2 separate regions of the Mus musculus genome follow, and region 1 is linked to region 2. A link is a loop called in an ENCODE intact Hi-C map of the cell type or tissue named here. Cell type or tissue: left cerebral cortex. All regions are shown on one strand.

Evidence for each region. Peaks named below come from ENCODE experiments on the same cell type or tissue, not always from the same donor. Only the 100,000 strongest peaks of a DNase experiment are listed, where the experiment ranks them.
Region 1: a loop joins it to region 2, with 4 times the contacts of the local background. A loop is called at or near these places in 8 of 42 quality-filtered maps.

Annotation. Positions count from the first base shown.
Region 1 is chr13:97,542,865-97,550,864 of GRCm38, forward strand. No RefSeq gene overlaps it. Among named protein-coding and RNA genes, the nearest start is that of Gm41029, 8.2 kb to the left of the region's middle. In left cerebral cortex, no CTCF peak of the experiment used is centred here; DNase peaks (open chromatin) are centred at 3,455, 5,880, 6,679 and 7,523; H3K27ac peaks cover 4,363 bases.
Region 2 is chr13:97,236,547-97,244,546 of GRCm38, forward strand. Enc1 (ectodermal-neural cortex 1) reads left to right here and starts at 4,559. Exons shown (of 3, transcript NM_007930.4): 1 at 4,559-4,983. In left cerebral cortex, CTCF peaks have their summits at 3,118, 3,792 (motif pointing right) and 4,620; DNase peaks (open chromatin) are centred at 2,551, 3,178, 3,876, 4,119 and 5 more places; H3K4me3 peaks cover 4,574 bases; H3K27ac peaks cover 5,004 bases.

The DNA of each region.
Region 1 (8,000 bases), 310 kb after region 2:
CAGCAACTGTGAGGTGAGATTTCCTCCACCGTGAGACCCCTGCATGGGATTATATACTGCCTCATAGAATCACATGGCTAAGCAGTCATGAACTGGAGTCTCTGAGACTGGGAGCCTACGTGCGCCTTTCTTCCTTTTAAGTGGCTCTTTGTTGTAGTAATAAAAAGCTGGCTGACACAATTAGTTTATAAATGGCTGTGAAATGGTAAGAATTTTGACCTGGCTCTAATGTACCAGGAATGTAATTAAAGGAAACTATTCTCATTCTTGTGCTTGGACAGTCCCTTATGAGCAAAACCTGATTTTACACAGTTCCTCTAAGTTCTTGAGACATGTTGATTTGTCCTTGACTCCAGAACTGAGAGCCATTGCCCCTTGAGTTGAGTTTTCAGTTTAAAGGCGATTCTTCACAGACATCCAGTTAAAATCCATCTGCCATGGTTCAGGGCTGCAGGGGAGACAAAGACAAGAGAAAGTAAGTACCTAAAAAGACTCCAGTGAGTCAACCCTATGCTCGATAGACCACAGTCCTGTGGGAAGGGCTGCTGTCTGTGATGGCTCTGGTGTCCACACAGCCAAGACACAAGACATACATATTTGTATGTACATACATACATACTACTTACATACACATGTACATACATACATACATAAACTTTTGTTTAAATTGAAGTGTGTGTATGTATGTATATACATATGTGTGTATATGTATGTATGTATATAAGTGTGTATGTCTGTGTGTGTATGTATATATGTGCATAAGTGTGTGTATATATGTGTGTATATGTGTGTGTGAGTGCATGTCTCTCTCTCTCTCCCTGTCTTTCTCTCTCTCTCTGTCTTTCTCTCTCTCTCTGTCTTTCTCTCTCTCTCTGTCTTTCTCTCTGTCTTTCTCTCTGTCTCTGTCTCTGTCTCTGTCTCTGTCTCTGTCTCTGTCTCTCTCTGTCTCTCTCTCTCTCTGTCTCTCTCTCTCTCTCCTAGTGAACTTATGGGCTCATAATAGAGGTCAGAGGTCAACCATCATCAGAGTGTCTTCCTCAACCACTTCTCCACTTTACTTTTCTGATACAGGGATTCTTGTGAATCTGGTGGTGACGATTTGGGCTGGACTGTAACCGCCAGAATCCACCTGTCTCTGGCCCTCAGAGCTGGGGTCACTAATGTACACGGCCATGCCCAGCCTTTACTTGGGTGCTGTCCTCATGCTTGTGCAGAAAGCACTTTACTCTTGAAGCCACCTCCTCAGCACCCTGCTCTTTCATTTATTGGCAATCACTTCACTCTCAGTGGCCTCGATGCGTTCCCTCACTTCTTACTGTATTTGTAAGAGCCAAGGACATTCAACATCTTATTTGTATCTTGCTGACACTTCCTCTCTAAGTCATAAGCAATATATATAAACAATTGGGTTTTAAATGGAAGCTTGTATGCTTCTTATGTGAGTAGGGGGCACATATGTGTGTATGTGTATGCATGCAGGTGGTGCCCATACAGAGCCAGAGGTTGATGCAGGATCCTTCTATCACTCTGCACTTTGTTTTTATTATTTATTTACGTATTACTTTCTTGATCATTATCTCTTGACCAAGAGACCAAGTAGGAAAAGAGGAAGTGTGTACTAGACAGTTGGTGACACTGGGCAGTTGACTTGCTTGTTAAACATTAGATGTTCTGGCTAGGATTATTTTTTTGTTTCCTCCTCCTCCTCTTCTTCCTCCTCCTCCTCCTCCTCCTCCTCCTCCTCCTCCTCCTCCTCCTCCTCCTCCTCCTCTTCCTTCTCCTCCTCCTCTTTTGTCAACTTGATATAATATAGAGTCATTTGGGAAGAGAGAACCTCAGCTGAGAAAAGGCCTGTGGGCAAGCCTGTGGGGCATTTCCTTAATTGATTGATGTAGGTAGACCAGCTCTATGAGTGGTGCCATCCCTGGGCAAGTGGTCCTGAGTTGTGGTGAGAAAGCTGGCTAAGTGTAATAAGGTAGTAAGCAGCAATCCTCCGTGACCTCTGCATCAGTTCCTGCCCACAGGTTCCTGCCTTTCATTCCTGCCCTGAGTTCCTTAGGTGATAGACTGTGATGTAGAGCTGTAAGCTGAAATGAACTCCGCTAATTCCTTTTGGCCGTGGTGTTTTACCACAGTGATAGAAACCCTAACTAAGACAGCAGTCATTCTTTAGTAATGGGTTTAGGATTGGTTCTAGGACCCCTGCAGATACCAAAACGCTCAGGTGCTTTAGGTGAGTATATGATCTAGCATTTGCATATCATCCATATATTCCCTCTCACACACTGTAAATCACATCTAGATTACATATAAAACCAAGTACAACATAAAGGTTATGTAAATAACTGCTGCATAACTTAGGGAATAATAGAGTCTGAACACGGCCAGCACAAGCCATTTTTTTTTTCTGTGCATTTTTGATCCACTGCTGGTTGAATCTGCAGATACAGAAGGCCAACTGGACCTTGACTACTGGCCATTGTATATGACCTGATGTTCAGTTGTAGGTTTTGTCATGTGCGGAGAAGGAAAGGAGGCTTCTGAGAGGAGCAGTGATGGGAAGGACAACAACGGCTCTGTGAGCATCCTGAGCAGATGCTGGCTTCACACTTTGCATATTTGAAGACAAGTTTATGTGGCTACAGATCACAGACGGTATGGCTGCTCCTTCCTGGTTCTGACGCTATTGAGGAAAGCTGGGTTCATAGTCTCCCCTTTTCTTTCCCCTGCATCTCACCCATTCCACTGGATGAACTCTTGATTTATAGCTCAGATTGGTCTTACTATCCTCTTGCCTCAGCCTTTTGGGTACTGGGATTATGGGTCTGCAGTACCACATCTGGCTCACATTTTTTTATCATTTACTATCACTTGACCTGGGTAGGAATTCTCATTTTGTGGTATAGCTGCTTATATAGTGTGGACTATTTCTACCTCATGAGATGGTTTTTGGCTTCAAATGAGGTTATCATATATAGATTGACTAAAGATAGAGCCAGGCACATAGTAGGTACTCAGTTAATAAGATCTGGGCCAGAAATTCCAAGATTTTGTACAGTTTGGTAGGTCTAAAGCTGACAATAATGCTTTCTTCTTCCCAAAGAGAGCACACAAAACCAAAGGCCATCAGATCAACCGGCCAGCCAAGCAGAAGGTATGGCAGCAGATGGGCATCTTATTAGGAGACACCCTGCTAGACGAGAGAGCCACTCTGTTGAGGTATTAGCATAATCTTCCTTTGAAACTTCTGCTCATAGAGAACAACACCGACTTCAAGTTGGTAAATAACTCAAAGGAATTTAATTTGCCCTGTGAAGTGTGGGTAATACTGCTTTATCTTTCAGAGAAGACGCACTGCCGCCTCCATAACATTCGTAATGAGGCCATTACCACCCGAGAGCGACTCCCTCCTGAGTTCTGACAGAGCAGTAGGCCACATGGCCGTGATTCATCTGTAAATCATGCTCTCTGTTTAAAAATCTTGGCAACTTCCTCCTTGTGCCCTGCTGTCTCTGTGGAAGGAGGAGGCATGGGAGGGAGGGAACCAAGGGAAGGGCATGAGATGTAAGGCTTGACTCTGTATTCTGTAAAACCATTACCCTTCTTCATTTCCACTAGAGTACCCCCATTTCTGCATGGTATTTTATACTCAATTAATTCCTGGAGATATTGCCAGAAACTAATGTGTTCTGTGTGCATACTGGATAACCGTGGGGATTTTAAAAAACTGTTGTTATTTGTTTAGATCATGTTTTTGCAGACAGTAGCAATATTAGTTGTTCATTTGGGGACATGGAGTAACTAGCCTGAAACTATTATTCTTTCTTTGATTTGATTCATCTATGCTTGACCCAAACGCTGTTTTGAAATAGGAAGAAAACCAAGTGTGGTGGCAGTGTTTGAAATCCATGCACTTGTGAGATTGGTGCTAGGGAGGGTGGGGTGGGGTGGCCGATGTTGGTCTGGGTGTGGTGAAACACACCTTTAATCCCAGAACTCAGGAGGCAGAGGCAGCTCGGTCTCCCTGAGTTTCAGTTTAGATAATGAATCCCATGCCAGCCACCGTTAGATCTCGAGACACTGTCTAAAAGACAAAAGCAAAGCAACTGACTGGGACTGGGGAGTGGGGGTTAGCTACTGAATTGTGTTGTGCTTTTATATGAAATAGAGACGAACACCGGTGAGTTCATAATCTTTGTGAGCCTTACTATGTGGAGACACCACAAGCTGTAGAAAACACACTGATTGGGATCAAAGTCCCTAGGTCATGACAGGCCCAGATGGCAACTGATTATTTCCGTCCTTGCCTAGCCTCTCTGCCTGGTAACAAAGGGTTTTATCACACTTTCTAATTCGTGGCCTGGGATGATAAACAGCAGAGGCTTGCTTGGAGACTGACCCATGGCCTCATGCCCAGTAGCCCTTTTAATAATAGACTTTTCCTGCCTTGTTTTTTGTATAGGTGCTAACATCAAGTTTGGGTATGCATCAGGACTCATGAGTCCTCATCTGGGTCCTCTTCCAGTACCCCACCAGCATCACCCTATTCTGGCGTCAGGCTTTTCTTTTCTGTGAATAGGAGTCAAAGCAAAACAAAAAAGGAGGTGGGCTGGGACAGCCGCTCAGTCAGTAGGGTACACGCTTGAATATCTGAGTTTGACTCTTAGTACCCATGTTAAAGAGCTACATGGTAGTGCATACTTGTGATTCCTGTACCGGGGTCAATAGAGCAGACAGATTTCCTAGGGGCTCAATGGCCATGAGGTCTAGATGACATGGGGACTCCAGGCTAATGAGAAACCCTGTATCAAATAGTGGAGACCATGTGAGGGAGGGTATCCAAAGTTGATCTTTGGCCTCCATACACGACCCCCCAACACACACACACACACACACACACACACACACACACACACACACACACACGGGTCTTTTTCGGTGAGACTCTCGCAGTGTCTTTCTGGGTCCAATTATGATGCTGAGTTAAGGTTTCAGAGGAATGATTTCATTCTTTAAACAATCAGTGTCTTTTAAAGATCCAGACATCTTTTTGACCATGTCCCAAGGACCTCGGTGGACTGATGTGTCAGAGGGTTCCTCAGTCCTAGGTTATGTTTTCCCAGCTGCTCTGGCCAGCAACAGAGAGAAAAAGACACTCTGGCATATGGGTCAGATGCTTGCATTATTATTTTTTTTTTATGTGTGGGAAACATACGTGGAAGGGCCTCAGATTGTAAAAAGCCGACCGGTGCATAGGATGTCAGAACACTCACTGTCTCTGTCCTGGGGACAGTTTCTTGGCATGGCCTTTTGGTTGTCTAGGTGTGTCTAATTGTTCTGAAGGCACAGCTGCATGAATATGATTTGCCTGTGGGGGTTGGGGGGCAGTGGGAGAAAAAAGGAAAAAAAAACGAAGAAGAAGAAGAAAAGGAAAACTATTTTTCCAATGTCAGGAAACAATCTTCAGCTACCTTCTTGGTTCTTACCTTTGAATTTCTGGGAAGCCTGTAGACTTTCAACTTTTTTGAAAAAAAAAAAAAAAAAAAAAGCTAAGTAGAAAGAAAGCATTTTCCCTGCAGCCTTAGAGGGTGACTTTTGATATCTTTGAACTTATCTCTGAGAACAAAGAGCATTCAGAGCTGGCCCCCTCACTTGTGCTTTTAAGCATGTTCATAGCTCAGAGCTAAATGGGAAAAAGAAGAGAGAAGAAAGGCAGTCTTTGCCGATTGCCCCTTTGTAGATTCGGGTGACCCTTTCCTGCAGGCTGCTGCAGGGGTGTTGCCAAGAAAACTTTGCTTCCGCCAGCCGAGCCGTGGAGACATAACAGACTCGTTTTCCTGCAGCTGAAGTAAATATTTCAACATTGATGTTGAAGGCGCCTGATCGCAGGGAAGCAGGAAGCTACTATTTTTAGTTGAGAAAAACATCAACATTGGAGGAAGAGACCAGAGCAGAGGCCCATACTTCAAGTTTCTTCAAGTTAACAATATCAGAGACACTCACTAAGCAATGGGCACAGCCCACTGGCATTTCATTTTTCTACAGTCCTGGGAACATAACCTAGTGTGTTAAGAATGCTAAGCATTTTCTCTACTCGGAATTACTCCCCACCCCAGTCTGGACAATGCATTGATGGAACCTAGTGATGAAACCGCGTTACCCAAATCCAGCAAGGGCAGATACTTCTGGAAATAAATCCATCTTTGAATCTGGAGGAGGCATAGTCTCTCTTCACTGCCGCCATATCTTCTGTGGAAAGACTATGCGTGACTAGAATGTTCTATAGCTGCCATGGTCCTGCCAGTTGCTGGCAACTCTGCCACAGCTGCCTGGTCTACCCTCCGTCTTTTAGGAGAGGCCTTCTCAGTGGCTTTGAAGATGGCCCCTCAGCACACTCCCTGGCAGGTGACTCATTCGCAAGCTCCTCTGGCCCAGTTGCACTGTTAAGGCACTCACAGAGTAGATGGCTACTCTTAATGACTATTGCTCACAGAAGACAACGTGTGTGGAAAAGGAAAACACACTCAACTGGAAGCCATTGCTCTTGGCTTCCGGTTCCCAGGCTGCACTCTTTTCCAACATCAGCATGAACAGCCCCACCCTACGCCCAAGTAGCCCCTTCTCAAACTCCCTAGTAGACATGATCATTTTTGCAGTTTAGTGGCAAAGTGGGTGTCTCTCAGGGCTCTGTGCCAGTCCTAAGTGACAGAAAAATGAAAGACTGCCAGAAAAGCTAAATACTGTCAGCAGGGTATCGTCAGTGCTCATTGGAAAAGTACCTTTGGGGCCGACGGCAATCTCACCTGTTGTCACTGTTGACTGGAATTTCAGTGAGTTCCACAGGAGCCAGCACGTAGGTACAGGGGAAATCAAAGTCCCTTTTGGGGTTCTTAATCCCATTCATAAAATAATTTAATGACAGACTCAAACAGAAGCTTGGGGGACAATTTTCTTGAAAAATCTTGGTCTGGCTCAGGGATTAAGAGAGTGTACTGTTTCTTCAAAGAATCCATGTTCGGTGCCCACCACCCAGGTTAGATAGCTCATAGCAGGCAGCGGGGCAAGCATTAACAGAAGAAACCCTGGGAGATCTGATGCCTCCGGATGCATGGGCACCCACAGTCCCACACATAGCCACACACGTGATGTATAGACATCACATTCCCCAATACTACCTAATGAGAAGAAATCTTTTTTTTTTTTTTTTAAAGATTTATTTATTTATTATATGTAAGTACACTATAGCTGTCTTCAGACACACCAGAAGAGGGCATCAGATCTCATTACGGGTGGTTGTGAGCCACCATGTGGTTGCTGGGATTTGAACTTCGGACCTTCGGAAGAGCAGTCGGGTGCTCTTACCCACTGAGCCATCTCACCAGCCCATGAGAAGAAATCTTAAAAAAGGAAGGCCACGAGAAGAAACCACCACTCCCTCCCAAGAGCAGGAAAACTAAACCTTGGCAGCTGCCCGAGGAGGAGCTTGGAGAGGAGAAGGAAAAGGGTGAAGCAGCTCAGCCAGCATGGAGCCTCAGCCATATGGCAGAGGAGCAGCCACATGGTGGGGAGGAGAGAGTAAGGAAACCCAAAGTACCAGGAAAAAAATCACACTTAGGCTCCTCAGCAGCTCAAAGAGAGAGACAGAAAAAGAAGACAAAAGAAAAGCTAAGCCTTTCTGAGTCTAAACAAAGGTGGGTAGACAGAGCAGAACTTTACATTGCCTTGTAGGACTGTGCTAGCAGGTGGAAATGAAGGAAAAGTACCGTATCTCATTAAAAGGATAATTATTCCTCCCTCCTCTTCAGCAGGGTTTAGGGTGAACTTGCCTTCCTGGGGGTGGTCCCTTAACCAGATCACCCAACCTGCCCAATTGCGTGTTAGCTCTCCATCTAGACCAGAGATTTCATTCTCTTGGACAGAAAGAAAGATTTCCCTCCAATTGGCTCTTTCCACTACTGTGATATTTTGACAGCTATTTTATTTGTTGTTGTAAGATTAAA
Region 2 (8,000 bases):
TGGATGGTTGTGAGCCACCATGTGGTTGCTGGGATTTGAACTCAGAACCTCTGGAAGAACAGTCAGTGCTCTTAGCCACGGAGCCATCTCTCCAGCTCCCTAGCTGCTTCATTTTAAAGAATGTTTTTTAAAAATAATCCTTTTTGTATCAGCTTCTTTTTTTAAAGTAACAGAAAAGAATTATTTCTTCATCATCAGTAATAGGCCAATGGCTCCAGTGTAAAACAGGAAGACAGCATCAATAAAAGACAAAAGACTGGAAGACCTTGTGGGTTTGAACATATAGCAGGTGTCGCTGTCCTTCCTGACAAGAAAGCCTGAAGCCAATGCTCCAAGAGCTTTGAGCGCAGCTTGGGGTAGAGTGTGACTTTAGCATGCTCTGGGTCCTAACTTCAATGTCTAGTACTAAAAGACCAAAAATAATCTGGTCCCCATGGGATAAGAGAACACATTCAAGGCCTGCCGGTGTTCCTTCGGTAGCTGAAGGTGTAGAAGGAGGGGCTTCCGTAAGGGTCCCAGTCCTTGGAAGTTCCTTTTTTCTCCTTTCCCTTCCACACGTGTGACCAGGAGATGGCATCCCGGCTGAATGTCCACTTCCTAGCAGAGGTTCAAGCTGATAAAAAGAAAAGTACAGATTCTAGGTGTTTCTCTTGTCGATGGTGGTGTTACCAAGTATTGGAAAAGAAGCAAGATAGGGAGAAAAAAAAAGATTTATTTGGGCTCATAATTTAAAGAAATATAGTCCACTGCAAGGAGGCAGGGTTAGGAGTGTGCGATGGCTGGTCACACTGCCATCTTCAGTGAGCAGAGAGAGGTGAATGCCAGTGGTCAGCTCCCCCCACCCCCAATGCATTTAGTCTGAAACCACAAGCCCGTGGGATGGCTCTGTCTCCATTCAGGGTCAGGGTCTTCCTCCTCAATGGAAACTCTCTGTAGATGCCCTCTCTGACACATGCCTTAAGGTATATCTCTCCTAGGTGATTTTTTTTGAAAACCTTTTAAATTTTTATTTGTTTATTTCTATGTATATTGTAGCTGTCTTCAGACACACCAGAAGAGATCCTATTACATACAGATGGTACCAAAAGAGGGCATCAGATCCCATTACAGATGGTTGTGAGCCACCATGTGGTTGCTGGGATTTGAACTCCGGGCCTTCAGAAGAGCAGTCGGGTGCTCTTACCCACTGAGCCATCTCACCAGCCCTCCTAGGTGGTTCTAAATCCAGCCGAGTTAACAATAAAGATTAGTCATCACACCTTGGGTGGGCATTTGGCCCTCTGCCATGTTGACTCTACTGGGCCTGGTTCTCAAAGCCTAGGTAGGAGGGCTGCCATCTTCCTCACACAGACTGAGGAAGTGATTCAAAGAACAAAGGGGGCCCTTCTGGAATCCCAGCAGGGGACATGTCTGAATTTGGGTAAGGCTTTGGGAACCTGTAAGTGGCCGGGTGGCAGCTGCCTGGCCCAGTTTGGTCTAATCCCCTGAGCTGTCCAGTCCCTGGTACTGTGATTGTATGGTGTTAATTAAATCACTCTCATTAATTCAGCCTGAGAATAATTAGGAATGAATGAAGATAGATTAGGTTTGAAGGCAGCTAATACATTTAACCCCACGCTGCTGATTTTGCAGCCTAGCAAAATAATATCGTTAAGGAAGATAACAAGGCCAAAGCCTTGGGCACAGCTTCTTAACAGCATTCAAAACAACCTTGGTTTAGAGTCCCAAGGCCAGGCAAAGACAGTTTTCCAGCGGCCAGCGGGACCAGCCTAACTAGCATCCTGAATCAAGCTCAGGCTGCTGTACAAAGCTAAGGAGTGGCCTCCTCTCCTGAGGTCTTACACCTCGGCATCCGGCCCTGTCTGTTGTAGTCTAGGGCAATCACAATCCTGTGGAGCGGTTTCTTCCTGTACACGCACACGACTCACCTTTGCTTCCTGTGAACAAGGTGATAAGAATGACTTTTGCCATTGGCTGGGAGAGACCATAAAAAGATATAGTTTGAGTTTCTATGATCATAAATCCACTAAGTTGCAAATCACTCTCAGCCGTGAGAAAGGCATTAGAAGCCGCCCAGCAGTCGAAAGAATTTTCATACTCTGGCTCATGTCTGAGGGTCACTGGAAACATGCACTTTTCTAAAATATAAGTTCACTTCCTGTGTCTTTCAGTATTTCCTGGTTTGTGTAACCTATATAAACAAATTCCGTCACCGGAAGTTGCTTATCTCCCGTTAGCAGAGGAAGGGATGTGGATGGTCACTGATTTCATTTCAGAAGTTTCTAGGCTGTGATTTTGTTTTCTTGATTTGAAGCACAGGAAGTGGTAACATTAGGTAGAAAAGATACAGCGGCAGCTAACAGCTGGACTTAGCATCCTTTTAGCCCTCTTGCTTAGCCAAGCACTCTACAAAGAGAAGCGAACTTCACTGTTTACTTCATTGTGGATGCTGCAACTTCCAGGTGGGAGATGCAATAGAAACGATTATCTATCCTCTGCCAGCTGACTTCTCCTGGCAAAACCCCCAGCCAACCAGCTGACATAGGTATATATACTGCTTCCAGGCAGCAGCAGCAGTTCTAGGTGGCTTTGGGAGAAAGACAGGCATATTTTGTCAAAAGAGAAGATGTGCTAACTTCTTAATGGAACAGTGTTCCACTCCACTGGTACACATGAACTGTTAGTGCCCTAAACCCACATATTTGTGTTTGACCCAAACCCAGACAGATGAAAACAAAGAAAAAGGGCCAGAAAGTGCACAGTAGTGGGCTTTGGTGCCTCCACAGGACATAGAAATATGCTTTTAAAAGACTCGGAGACCTGTTCCTATCTTCCTCTCGTCAGAGCCTATCTCTGATGCGAACTCCGTTTCCATCCGTTTGCTTTCTATTGGTTGTAATCTTTCTCTCCTTGGGAACGGAATTCTGCCTGCCTGGCTCCTTGCTGCCCCTGGGGGCCTCCACACCTGGTTCTTACCTTGAATCCCTCGAGCTTTTTCCCTGGCTCTGTAAAGCAAAATGGAGCCAAGACGCTATCAAAAATTAAAATAGGAAACAGATTTGAAAAGGCTGTCGTGAGGCTGACGAGTTAATGCTAAGAAAGGACTTAAGAGGGCACTGTCTTTCTTTGCGATGAGCAAAATCTATCAGCCTCAATAGCAGAGGAAGCCAGAGAGAGGGAGCTGGGATAAAGGACCAACCCTGCGGGTTTCAGCAGTCTGTGGTCTCAGGAAGCGCCATGTGGAGCCTCCTGCGCCGGTTTAAACCATTGCTACGCCTGGTGTCTTAAGAAAAGGAAGACTGGGGGCGAAGCGTTGGGGAGATGAAGAGGATAGGGCAAACTCCCTGGCCACTACTGAGGCCCTGCAGGTCTCCAGCCAGGCAATTCACATCGCCAAAGACCTCTCTTTCCTCACCTGCACAATAAAGGGTTTGGGCTAATAATCTATACAATTCGTCCCTACATATCTCAAATGCCGAATAAGAGCCAACTCAAAGTGTCGTTTTAGCTCCCAGCACAGAGAGTCAAAAATGAGAGTCATAAACAGTTGTGGCCACGTTTGTTTATTTATTTATTTATTTATTTATTTATTTATTTATTTATTTAGGATAGAGTTCCTTCTTTTGCTAGGCCCTCGAGACTTTAGGTGTGTGTGTGGGGTGATGGTTGTTGTTTTTTTTGGGGGGGGGGGACACGCTATTTCTTGACTGAACTCCAGACTCCACCAACCAACCAAACCCAGGAAAGGCCAAGTCTCCGAAGGTAACAGACATCTTCCCTACCAGGAGGAGGCAGCGTGTCTGCTCCTTGGAGGAGTTGGCTTTGAATCTAGCGGCCCTGGGCGATTGGTTGCGAAACACGTGGGCCCTCAGGACCCAGCTGGGGTTGCTGCGGCTCCAGCTCCGAGCGAGACAGAGTCCTGCCGCGGCTTCCTCACCAACTTGGGGTGGAGAAGGAAGCCCCCCACAAGAGTTTGGAGTCTGGCCTCTTGCCAGCAAGTAACCCAATGTCCACTTGCGCAACCTGCAGTGTTCCCCGAGGTCCAGACCTAGGCTTCTTCCCTTGCTCCTGCGGGAACTAGGCTCTGCCTGCCGCTGGGGTGTCTAACCCAGTGAGTGCATGCGGGAGCGGTGGATCCCCAGCTTGGCCTTGGCTACTCCACTGAGCATTCTTAGGATCCCGGCACCCTCGAGCGCAGGAAAGCGCCTAGGGCTGCTTTCCCCTGAGTTGGGTGCCCCAGCCCCCGACCTAGCCTTGAATGGGGTTGACCCGAGGAGGCGAAGACCCTCCGAGCCTCTAAAACTTATTTTCTTCCCGGTCCCCGAGGGCTGCAGCTGCCCGTTGCTGAGCGAGGGCGTCCGCTTTGTCTCCGTTCGCTCCCCGCCCCACTCCCCTAGTTCCTCTCCGGCTAACCGCCCCCCCCGTCATCCCCCCCCCCAGCTCCTCCCGCTCCTGCCCGCGTAGTGGACGCGCTTCCTCCCTCCTCCCCCTAGCGAGTCTCTTTGCATACGCGCCCCCTCCCGGGCGCAACTTATAGGCCGGCGCACGGTGGCCCGGCGCAGTCAGCTCCCGCAGCCTCAGAGCCAGCGGCGCGACGGAGGCGCTGCAGAGACCCGGAGCCGACGCCAGGCGGCCGCCAGCGCTCACGCCGCAACCCCGTTCCCTCCCCCTGCGTGCAGACCGCCTTCCTCCGCGGCGCGGCCGCCGCAGGCTCACTCTCCCCTGGCTAGGCGCGCGCCGGCAGACGCTTGGCCCGGCCGGGGCGCCAGGTCCGTAGCAGCAGATCCGGAGACCGAGGTCAGCTGCCTGCCGAAACCAGCCCGGGAGCCACTACCCCGGACGCTATCGCCTCCCTTCCCAGCGCTCCTTTCTCCCCGGCGATCGCCACCGCTTCCTGGAACAGAGACGCCCTTCGTCGGCTCCCTGCGGGTGACCGAGGCAAGAACCGCAGCCGGTTGTGTGCAGAGGCCAGCCGCCACTACTGTAAGTTTGCCCTGCAACCCCAAACCTGTTGCGGGCGCCCGGGTTTCGGGCGGTGGGAGTCGGCCGCGGGGTGTGCTTGGGAGCATCGAGCCGGCGCCCGCCACCCTGGCTGAGGCTTAAGCCCAGGAGGTGCTCTCGAGGCAGAACAGTCGCTGGAGTGGGAACGGCACTGGGAGAGCAACTTGCCTCCCCTCTGCGGTGTAACGCCCGGGCAAGTATCGGTGGGTGCGAGGAACCAGGTTGGGGATAATATCCCGGCTCCTAGCAGTCTCCAGGAAGCCCAGCGCGTGGGATCGGTTCCCCAGGGTGCCTCGTAGCCGGCTTTGGGGGGCGGTGGAGGCCATGCGCAGACCTCCTCCTGCGGCCACTTGACTGCAGCCAAATGAATGAAAACTGGTTCCTGAAAAACGAGTTTCTTCTCCTGCAAGCTTTTGCCTTTTAGAATGACATTATTAATTTCAAAGGCTAGGTAGGAATTGGTGGGCGGGGTGGAGATGAAACAGTGGACTTGGACTTGTAATTTGGTGTCGTCCTCACTGGCATGTCCAGCGTGTTGAGAGTAGCCGTTGCAAGTGTTGGAGGGGACGGCGTGGCCAAGAGCTATTTTGGTAAACATCTTTATAGTGTGGCTCCGTTGTTGTCAGTAATGTGAGTGCTTGGGAACGTCTGCCTGGCTTCTTTGCTCGTGGGATCGAGATCAGGCTTAACCAGGAGAGAGATGGAGGTGCTCCCAGTGTTGGAGGCAGACGTCCTGCCTGGAAGCAGCAGGAAGTGAACTGAAGTCACTGAACTAGGTGCCCTTTTGATGTTCACAGTAATAGCAGTCTTTTTCTCTGCCTTCTTTGTAGACGCAAGTTAAGTATATGTGTGCATTTTGGGGGTCATTTCCTTAGCATGCAGATTTATGTCTCTGGGGTCTTTAAAAAATGTTGGAAAGGATGATTCGTTTTATGTTGAAGGTGTTTTTTGTATAACCGTATGTATAAATTATGTCTGGATATTTTGATGTTTGCATGATTCTAAACCAGAGAGCACGTTGTCTCCCTAGGGTCTTCAGGAGCACCTTTTGTTTTAATCATACAGTGGTTGCAAGATGAGAGATTGTGACAGTGACATTCTCTCCCAGTGGGATGGGATCCAAGGTGACAGGTTAGACTCTGCCTCCTGGTTTTCTGGGGGAGACTTAGAAAACACAGCAGCATAAACACAGGATGCAGAGTGGTGCACATCCTGTAGGCCTTCTAGACAAACTGTTTTCTTAAGTATACACCTGGTTGTGAACGTTGTTTTATACCACCCTGACTCCCCAGCCCCGTGGGATTCCAGCTCAGCCTGCTAGCACTTAGATTCTTGTGTTCCTTTCTTGGCTCTTAGCCCGAGAGGAGGCAGCTTCCTTAGACTAGAGACAATCATTTAGAGGTTTAGGCTTAAAGTCTTCCTCAAAATAACTCAGACCGAACGCATTCATTTAAATGGCATCCACGGGGATAAAGCAAGCAGATTGCAAGTGCCTGGGAGCCTGAACACTTCCTAAGCTTAGTGTCTTCACAGAGGATGCCTCCACTGGGTCATTCTGCAGAACTTTCCACATTGGGTTAAGCTGGACTAGAAGATAGAGCCTTTGCTTGAGGTGGGGGAGATGCTTGGGTCCTCTTCATCCCGCTACCCACTGGGAAGTCCTGGGTGCTGTGTGCAGGCTTCGCAACACTGAAGCTTTGTAAGTTTGATGCTTACTTGGTCTTTGGTCTTGTTTACCCCGCATGGAAAGTAACATTCCAAAACTAAGAGGAAAACAAGTTACCTCGCCTAAAGATAAGAGCGAGTGTCTCATCAGACACCTACCTTTGTTACTTTTTTTCTGTGCCAAACCTCACAGCTGCGGGGGTGGGGGGCTGGAGGGGGATTTTGCAGTTTTAGCTCATGAATCTGGCAAGCCATATTTATTAATAATTTCTGGCATATAAATTAAAAATCTGAATGACTGAAGGAAAAGCAGTGGGACCCAGCTGGGCTGTAAGTTCAGGCTGTTTGCATCAGAAAAGATAACAGTAGCTAACTACAGAGTCTATCCTACCGCCATAAACAACCTCTTCTGGCAGATTCTTAAGGTTTTATCCTCCTTCAGAGCCTAAGAAGAGTGTTGTCAGAAGGGGGAGTTAATTCCATTTTTTAAGATGGATAGTGGACATTGTCCATATTATTGGCCCCTAGTTTTCTTACAACAGATACCCAAAAGAGATAGCATTAGATTCCACTGGTGCTAATTTTGGTACTTAGAAAAGCACTAAAGCTAGCCAATAAACTCTACAGTAGCCCTCCATGAACAATGGCTGTTAAAATTCACACATAGGAACATGAATCACACACACACGCACACACACACACACACACACACCCCTGTGTGCTTTTACATTTACATAAAGCAGTGTTTGCAGTTTGAACTCCCAGTATGCAGGTGCGGCATCTGCAGGTACGTAACAGTCCCGGTGATGGAGTGTTTAATCAAAGAGGTGGGCGGAAGCATCCTTTGTTCTTGTGATGGTTTTCCAAGAATTGGTATAGAGCAGGAAGAACAGAAGGAAAAAAAAAATTAGCACGAAGCTGCCTGCTCAAAATATTCTTCCTTTTATGTGCCAAAGTCTCATTTTGGAAGCTGTCCAGGTTCAGAAAGATGGGAGGTAATTGTGGCCAGCATCTACCTCGTGCTTTCACTGCAGCCTGGGGATCAGTGTGCACAAATGTTTACATTCTGTGCATTTAGAGCTCTGGAGTGGTAGAGCCGTCTAGGTAGAAACGGTCTCTTTTACCTTGGAGTAAAAGCTTGGCCACTTCAGGAGTTGGGTAGTTGCGTGTATTCGTGAGTTTGGATCTGACCAAAGGAATTCTTAATAGAATTTCTAATTAGTAGGTGTTGGTTTTACACGTGGCTTTATGTTGCATAGGGCTTTAAAGCCGGTGGCCTCCTGACGTTCCTGGCATTATGAGAGCGGGAAGCTTGGCATTTTAAGTGGCCTGTA